Linked DNA regions of Homo sapiens: region 2 is linked to region 1. Evidence: chromatin loops called from intact Hi-C (ENCODE). Cell type or tissue: ovary. All regions are shown on one strand. Links, peaks and the distances in the headings refer to the core of each region. The heading gives the core; the rest is flanking DNA. Region 1 has its middle 18 kb from the start of DAPK1. Region 2 has its middle 72 kb from the start of DAPK1.

Region 1 (4,394 bases), core at 68-4,067:
TTAGCTGGGCATGGTGGCTCACGCCTATAATTCCAGCACTTTGGGAGGCCGAGGCAGGGAGATCACCTGAGGTCAGGAGTTTGAGACCAGCTTGGCCAACGCTGTGAAACCCCATCTCTACTAAAAATAGAGAAATTAGCTGGGCATGTGGCAGGCACCCGTAATCCTAGTTACTCGGAAGGCTGAGGCACGAGAATTGCTTGAACCCAGGAGGCAGAGGTTGCAGTGAGCCAAGACTGTGCCACTGCACTCCAGCCTGGGCAACGGAGCAAGACTCCGACTCAAAAAAAATTATTATACTTTTAGCTGACAAATAATTGTATATGTTGGTCAGTGCAGTTCTGCTGTTTTGCTGTTTTGTTCTGCCTTTGCACATGGCATTTTACCTTGCCTGTCCTGAACTCAGAGTATGTTTATTAACCAGAGCAGCCAGGCTAAGCAGAAACAGTTTAAAGTTGACAGAGAGGGTCTCCTTATCTGTCCAGAAAAGTCAGTGGATTCTAAGTATATTTGGAAAAAAATTGTTGCAAAGCAACAAAAGAGAAAAAATAGCTATAATACAGCATCAAGATCTGTTAGGCCTAGAAAATATTGTCATTTCTGCTTTTCATGCAGGGGGAAAGCTTCCTTCAGCTTGTACATAAAACCTCAGTACGCTTATCTTCTTCTACATATTTAAAGTAATAGAACTCGGTCTAATTTCAAGAATTACTTGAAAAGTGGGTGGCCAACCAGGTGGGCAATCCAGGTAGGAATCCAGGTGGCTCTGAAGATGTGAACACAGGTAAGCAGAGGTTGTCATTTCAGAAGATCTGGAGGTCAAGGTCTGGGGGAGACTGGTGTGCAAGAGGTTAATTAGTGAGTGCCCTTGGGATTAATACTTGAGGAAGGGAAGGACAGGAGATAGGATTGGCAGAGGGCAAAGTGGAGCAGCCATGATGAAGGCTACAGACAACCCCTCCAGGAGCTTTAGAGCTGCGATAACCCATTCAGAGTTGTGTCAAATTCAGGAGACCACCTCCAGTGGATGCAGCCTGCTCCAGCTAGGGGACCTGGCCTTGGGCCAGAAGGCTCTCTTCAGCTGGGGCAAGTCCCACAGTGGGCTGACAGCTAAGGGTGTTGTCCCAAGAGCACTTCCCACAGCTAGCTGAGGAAGTGAAGCCTGCAATCCCTGAAGGGGACCTGGGTTAGGGGCCACACCACAGCACCATCCCAGGAAAATAAACATCTCCCTCTCCTGGGAGCAGGGCTTTGAAAAACTAGGCAAGAGTATCAGAGCTGCCATCCCAAGATAGGGCTCAGGGCAAGACCCCCATTTCAGGGGCAATGGGGAGAACAGGGCCTGGAAGATGAATCTTTGCTTCACAACAGAATGCAAATAAGACTGAAGGCGAGGCTGTCAAAGGGCCAGCCCACACAGAGCAGGAGCCAACCTGGGGGCTTTGGGTGCTAGAGGGGTCGCGTGTGGCCCGTGCTCTGCTGCACCCTCTCCTAGGTCAGTTTGATAACCAGGAAGCTCAGGGAAGCCCCTGGAAGCCCAGCAGGACCGCCCGGGTCACAGACTCACAGTTCAGGGAGTGCAGCCCAGCCTGGTGCTGGAGTGGGGGTGTGAGAGAGGAGGTGAAGGGGGAGTATCCTAGTTTTACCAGCTTTAAGGAGATGGAGAAGACAGGAGACGGCAGGAGTAAAGGTAAGTAATTAGCTGCAGTTTGCAAATGCGGGATACCTTACATTTTACAAAAGCCTTTGCATAGATATGATTCTATTTTGTTAGTTCTGCCCCTAGAATGTTTATATATAAAAATGTTATCTGTAGATGAATATGATAGATTCTTTTTTCTTTTTTAATTTTTTTGAGATGGAGTCTCGCTTTTTGCCCAGGCTGGAGTGCAGTGGCATGATCTTGGCTCACTGCAACCTCCGCCTCCTGGGTTCAAGTGATTCTCCTGCCTCAGCCTCCCGAGTAGCTGGGATTACAGGGGTGTACCACCATGCTCAGCTAGGTTTTGTATTTTTTTTTTTTTTTTTTTGAGATAGAGTCTCGCTCTGTTGCCCAGGCTGGCATGCAGTGGCAGGATCTCGGCTCACTGCAAGCTCTGCCTCCCGGGTTCACGCCATTCTCCTGCCTCAGCCTCCCGAGTAGCTGGGACTACAGGTGCCCGCCACCACGCCTGGCTAATTTTTTGTATTTTTAGTAGAGACGGGGTTTCACCGTGTTAGCCAGGATGGTCTCGATCTCCTGACCTCATGATCCACCCGCTTCGGCCTCCCAAAGTGCTGGGATTACAGGCGTGAGCCACTGCGCCCAGCCGGTTTTGTATTTTTAGTGGAGACGGGGTTTCACCCTATTGGCCAGGCTGGTCTCAAACTCCTGACCTCAAGTAATCCACCCACCTCGGCCTCCTAAAGTCCTGGGATTATAGGCATGAGCCACCGCTCCGGGCTGAGATTCTTACAGCATAGCTGATATCAGAGTGCATCTCTCTCTCTCCCCTCTCCCCCAGGACTCTGGAGCCATGAGTAACACCAGGCAGGAGAGCACCCAGGAGTGTGTGGTTTCTGTGGTGGCTGGGCCACTGCAAGTTTCCTTGGCCACGTGACCATTCTTAGCCCAGGAAGACGACTCCAGTAGTACTTTCTTCACTTCCCCTTTCACTTCTCTTGTTCACCAATGTTAAGGGACCACCAGTTTTTAGAGATTCACCCACATTGTGAAGGTGGTGAGGTCATGTTGCCACTTTGACAATGACATGGCATTTAATTTTTAACCAAACCAAATACAGCATTCTGTCACTCGGGACAACCTTTGGAGACAGCTCCAAGGAAGTCTCCCCTCATGTTCTGCCTGCCGGATTAAACAGGAGTCTTGTTGAAGAAAACATGAAACAGGGAAAGTTAAGACCTCAGCAGTCATAACTGTTAATAAAACATGAGACTGCAAGAGGTGATGTTAGAAAAGAAACTTAATGTCCGCCTAGGTAATCATATCTTCTTATCGTGGGACCAAAGCATAAATGTAACTCATATATGTTTGTCCATTAAAATTAAGTGGTGGATCACATCCCCATCCCTGTAAATACTGGTTTGGACACCTCCAGGGGAAGGCAGGACAATGGGAAATTATATACATAAAGGCAAAGGGACCAATTGAAAACTTCCATTGCTAGATCCTCACATGACCTCTTTGAGGTCACATCCTATTTATAATAGGCAAAGCATAACCCTTCAGTGCCAATTAACAAATGCTTTATTAGGGTATTTGCGTGTTTATAACCATTGAATAATGTCCTTGCAAAGCGGCATCTTGCTGTCTATTTTCAGGTACTTAATTAATGGCCTTGCTCCAGGATAAACACATCCTGTGTTAAATAAGACGATGAAAGCTTATAAAAAAAATGCATCATGCTCTTTTTTTTTTTTTTTTTTTTTTTTTGAGATGGAGTCTTGCTTTGTCGCCCAGGTTGGAGTGCAGTGGCGCGATCTCGGCTCACTGCAAGCTCCGCCTCCCGGGTTCAGGCCATTTTCCTGCCTCAGCCTCCCAAGTAGCTGGGACTACAGGCACCCACCACCACGCCCGGCTAATTTTTTTGTATTTTTAGTGGAGACGGGGTTTCACCGTCTTAGCCAGGATGGTCTTGATCTCCTGACCTCGTGATCCGCCCACATCAGCCTACCAAAGTGCTAGGATTACAGGCGTGAGCCACCACACCCAGCCTCATCCTCTATTTTTGGCCTTCATGTGTGGTAATGGTTTCAGAGATGTATGCTTATCCCCAAACTTATTGAGATGTACATATTACCCATGTACAGCTTTTTATGTCAACCAGACCTCAATAAAGTGGTTTTTAAAAAACTGTTTCTTGCATGTCATTGCATTAGACATTGCCCTTCAACACAAAATTGTAAACAATTATTTTAAACAAAACTATCATAGCAGCCATTGAGAGGATGTTAATTCTGCCATTTCTCCTACAACTCATTCAGCCACACTTGGAAGATTTTAAGAGGATACACATACCATAAATTAAATACAAGATGTTATGTTCTATCACACACATCAATATGTACTCTCTTTCAAGAATTCCAAGAGCACTCTCTATATCACTTTGAAGAAAATTCTACAAATCTTTTCTTTAAAAGAAAGCTTGGCCCTGTGTGGTGGCTCATGCCTGTAGTCCCAGCACTTTGGGAGGCCAAGGTGAGAGGATTGCTTGAAGCCACGAGTTCAAGATCAGCTTGAGCAACATAGCAAGACCCTGTCTCTACAAAAAAAATTTTTTTTAATTAGCCAGGCATAGTGGTATGCACCTGTGATCCCAACTACTCGGGCAGCTGAGGTGGGAGATCAAGGTTGATCTCCCACAGGCTACAGTGAGCTGTGATTAAGCCACTGC
Region 2 (4,394 bases), core at 66-4,065, 54 kb before region 1:
AAGAGAATATGATCTTAACCACTGGAAATTTAGGGCTTTGGGGAAGGAATGTTGACTTATTTGTCTTCATATCCCAGGGTCAGTGTGATACTTGTCACAAAATAGGTCCTAACACTTGGGATATCTGCACAGTCTCAGTGCAGATACTACTTAGCCCAGGGGCCTGATGGCCAGGCTGATTCTCTCCTTTCCGTTCGGAGTCCTCTGCCGCAAACACGCTCCGCCGGATCATCAGTCAGGCCAAGAAGCATCCGAGCTTGATCACCCTCTTTGTATTTATTGGAGCTTTGTATTTATTGGAGATACTGGAGCAGCACTGTATGTCTTGCGTCTGGCATTGTTCAATCCAAATGTTAGTTGGGACAGAAAGAATAACCCAGAGCCCTGGAACAAGCTGGGTCCCAATGATTAATACAAGTTCTACTCAGTGAATGTGGATTACAGCAAACTGAAGAAAGAAGGTCCATATTTCTAAATGAAATGTTTCACTATGAAGCTGCTTTAGAATGAAGGTCTTCCAGAAGCCATCCTCACAATTTTCCACTTAACCAGGAAATATTTATCCTCTGAATTCATGAAATCATGTTGATGTAATCTATTGGAGATTACACTGATTAATAAATAACTGAAACTTGGCAAGGTGTGGTGGCTTACACCAATAATCCTAGCACTTTGGGAGGCCGGGGCAGGTGAATCACCTGAGGTCAGGAGTTTGAGACGAGCCTGACGCACATGGTGAAACCCTGCCTCTACTAAAAATACAAAAATTAGCTGGGTGTGGGGGCATGCACCTGTAATCTCAGCTACTCAGGAGTCTGAGACAGGAGAATCACTTGAACCCAGGAGGCAGAGATTGCAGTGAACCGAGTTGACGCCACTACACTCCAGGCTGGGTGCACCACTGCACTCCAGGCTGGGCAACAGAGCAAGACTCCATCTCAAAATAAATAAATAAATAAATAACTGAAACTTGAAAAAAAATAGGTTTTAGGGGGGCAAGAGCAGTAACTGCAGGAGAAAACCTCCTGAGCTGATAAGAGGAAATGAAGCCCAAGAGCAAAGTGGAGGTGTTGGCCTTCCTTCTTTATAATCAACGGGAGTGTGTGGAGGCAGAGGCAGTGCCAGACAAGGGAGTGTGTACATGCTTAAGGCTTTCTATGTCCTCTTGTTGAATATCAGGCACATGGAGACAAATGTGAAAGATCTGACAGGAGTGAAGGTGTGAAGTGGTCAAACAAGACAGTGGAAAAACTAATATACTAGGGATGCTTAATAAGGTTACTGGGTGGCTGGGCATGGTGGTTCACACCTGTAATCCCAGCACTTTGGGAGGCCAAGGTGGGCAGATCACGAAGTCAAGAGATCAAGACCATCCTGGCCAACATGGTGAAACTCTGTCTCTACTAAAAATACAAAAATTAGCCAGGCGTGGTAGCACACGCCTGTAGTCCCAGCTACTCAGGAGGTTGAGGCAGAAGAATTGCTTGAACCTGGGAGGCAGAGGTTGCAGTGAGCTGAGATAACGCCATTGCACTCCAGCCTGGTGACAGAGCAAGACTCTGACTCAAAATAAATACATAAATAAATAAAACAAGTGTTGAAAATTGGTGCTAGGTGCCGCAAAGAAGAACCTGCACTTAGATCATAAATTTCTCATCAAGGCAATTTACTTCTGCAAAAGGGTGCTGCCTGTGTCCAAAGTGATTGCAAGAGCACATCACACAAAGGAGAGAAGAGGTTTTTATTCCTAAGGCAGCTCCTGCTTCTGTCTTTTCCCCATTGGCTGGAGTCAGACTGCACAATCTAAGCTAACCCAATTTGCTAAGTCTTAAACTTTTCCAAATGGGGTAAACATGAGATTTGCAAAGGAAGGAGGGGAGGGAGAGGAAGGGGTAGGGTTGACTTACAAAACAAGAAAGAAGGAAGTTTGAAACTGTTTCCAAATAAGGTAGTGAAATGAGAACTTTGAAGGCCAGGGTGATGAAAGGGGGAAGGAGGGAGACAGGAAGGGTGGATTTATGACCACATCACTTATGACCATAGAGTTGAGTTTTGAAGAGGAACTTATTTGTTCCAACAATAAGGTTCCTGGGTGGCATTGAACGTACAGTTGAGATTCATGATCATGAAACTAAAGCAAGAACTGGTTGGCCGGGTGCAGTGGCTCATGCCTGTAATCCCAGCACTTTGGGAGGCTGAGGTGGGTGGATCATGAGGTCAGGAGTTCAAGAACAGCCTGGCCAATATGCTGAAACCCCATCTCTACTAAAAATACAAAAATCAGCTGGGTATGGTGGCATGCACCTGTAATCCCAGCTACTCGGGAGGCCGAGGCAGGAGAATCACTTGAACCCGGGAGGCAGAGGTTGCAGTGAGCCAAGATTGCACCACTGCACTCCAGCCTGGGCAACAGAGTAAGACTCCATCTCAAAAAAATAATAATAATAATTTAAAAGAACCAGTCAACACAATTGTGTGCTATTGTCCAGCAATAATTATCTGCCCAAGTGAAGGAACAGAAGAGGCAGAGAATGGGATTTAATCAAGATTGCATGTTTGCTAGAGGAGTAAGCCATTGAAGAAAGGGCCTACAAAATTCATGGAATGTGCAAGAGGTGATTAGTATGAGGGACCATCTACTCTAACCTTAGTAAGGGAAATGAAAATGCAATAAAGTGCCTGATTGTGAAAATACACTAGGATCAAAGGATTAGAGGCCTTGTTGAGACTGAAGAATTTTTGGAGTGAAGACACTGGCATTAGAGATGTAGAGGATGGGAGGTGGTGGTCAGATATTGGGATACTGAAGTTGATTTTTAGTAATTACGCATTTAAGATGATGAATTGTTCATGTTATGGCCATGGTGATCAATAGTTTAGGTAGGATAAAAAAATATTTAAAGAGGTAGAGAAACTGAAACTCATATGCAAGATGGATCATCACGAGGTTGGGGAAATCTCAAAAAATTGAGTGGAGAGATGAGTTTTGAATAAGTGAGCCGTTAAATGCTTTGAAGGTGTGAAGACCATTTAATCTTCTTAAGAATTCTACATAAAATTCAAGAATTTGGCCAGACACGTCTGTAATCCTAGCACATTGGGAGACTGAGATCGGCATATCACCTGAGCCCAGGAGCTTGAGACCAGCCTGGGCAATATGATGAAACCCCGTCTCTACAAGAAAATACAAAAATTAACTGGGTGTGGTGACACATACATATGGTCCCTGCTACTCAGGGGGCCGAGGTGGGAGGATCACCTGAGCTGGGGGGATGTTGAGGCTGCAGTGAGCCACGATTGAGCCACTGCCCTCCAACCTGGGCAGTGAGAGAGGCCCTGACTCAAAAAAAAAAAAAAAAAAAAAAAAGAAATTCAGAAATTTTATCTCTACTTAAAGAAGAAGGTGTTTTGAATAATTGCCTGAAGTCATGCAAGGTAAGTGCTTCAGCTGGAGTTCGAACCTAAGTTTCTCTGACTCCAAAGCTTATTAAATTCTTTTTACTTTTTTTTTGAGACAGAGTCTTGCTCTGTCGCCCAGGCTGGAGTGCAGTGGCGCGATCTCGGCTCACTGCAAGCTCCACCTCCCGGGTTCACGCCATTCTTCTGCCTCAGCATCTCGAGTAGCTGGGAACACGGGCACCCACCACCACGCCTGGCTAATTTTTTGTATTTTTAGTAGAGACGGGATTTCACCATGTTAGCCAGGATGGTCTCGATCTCCTGACTTCGTGATCCGCCCGCCTCAGCCTCCCAAAGTGCTGGGATTACAGGCGTGAGCCACCGCGCCCAGCTTTAAATTCTTTCTCTGCCAGTATACATCTTCCATTTTTCATTGGTAAGACCAAGCAGAAGAGAGTTAAGGCATGATTCATGACACGCTCCAATAGTGAATTCTGAGCTCAGAAGAGAAAATAAATCTCAGCAAAAAAATATATATACATATTTATATAATATAAATATATATTATATATATATATAATAAAAATCCTGCTGAAATGCTTGGGGCAGGGGCAGGGCGGGGGTGGAATCAGACCCTAGAAATGTTTAATCTTGTGGATATCATTAATTTTTAGACACTATAGTAGAAATGTGAGTTAACTGCTCGGAGGGATAAATGAGGTTCTAGAAGTGAAAGTAAGTAATTGAGTCACAGAATCATAGAGCTGGAAGGGATCTTAGTAAATATTTCGTTCATTCATTTTCTGCTTAGAATACTGATACTCAAAAAAGTTAAGTGACTTGTGTAAATTCACAAAGCTAGGTGGTAATGTAAAGTCTAACCCAGGTAATGTAAGGACCACCAGCCCGTTCCATCACATAGACTGTGGTTTTTTCTTCCCACTCCAAAGGATTTTAAGTCTGAATTCTTGAGACTGTATTCCTTTCCTAGAAAG

What was found. A loop is a pair of places that touch in the nucleus more often than their neighbours do. Peaks named below come from ENCODE experiments on the same cell type or tissue, not always from the same donor. Only the 100,000 strongest peaks of a DNase experiment are listed, where the experiment ranks them.
Region 2: a loop joins it to region 1, with 6 times the contacts of the local background. A loop is called at or near these places in 6 of 110 quality-filtered maps.

What each region holds. Positions count from the first base shown.
Region 1 is chr9:87,477,347-87,481,740 of GRCh38, forward strand. No RefSeq gene overlaps it. Among named protein-coding and RNA genes, the nearest start is that of DAPK1, 18 kb to the right of the region's middle. In ovary, for the core only: no CTCF peak of the experiment used is centred there; DNase peaks (open chromatin) are centred at 1,089 and 2,550.
Region 2 is chr9:87,423,419-87,427,812 of GRCh38, forward strand. It overlaps the pseudogene LOC112268032. Among named protein-coding and RNA genes, the nearest start is that of DAPK1, 72 kb to the right of the region's middle. In ovary, for the core only: no CTCF peak of the experiment used is centred there; no DNase peak of the experiment used is centred there.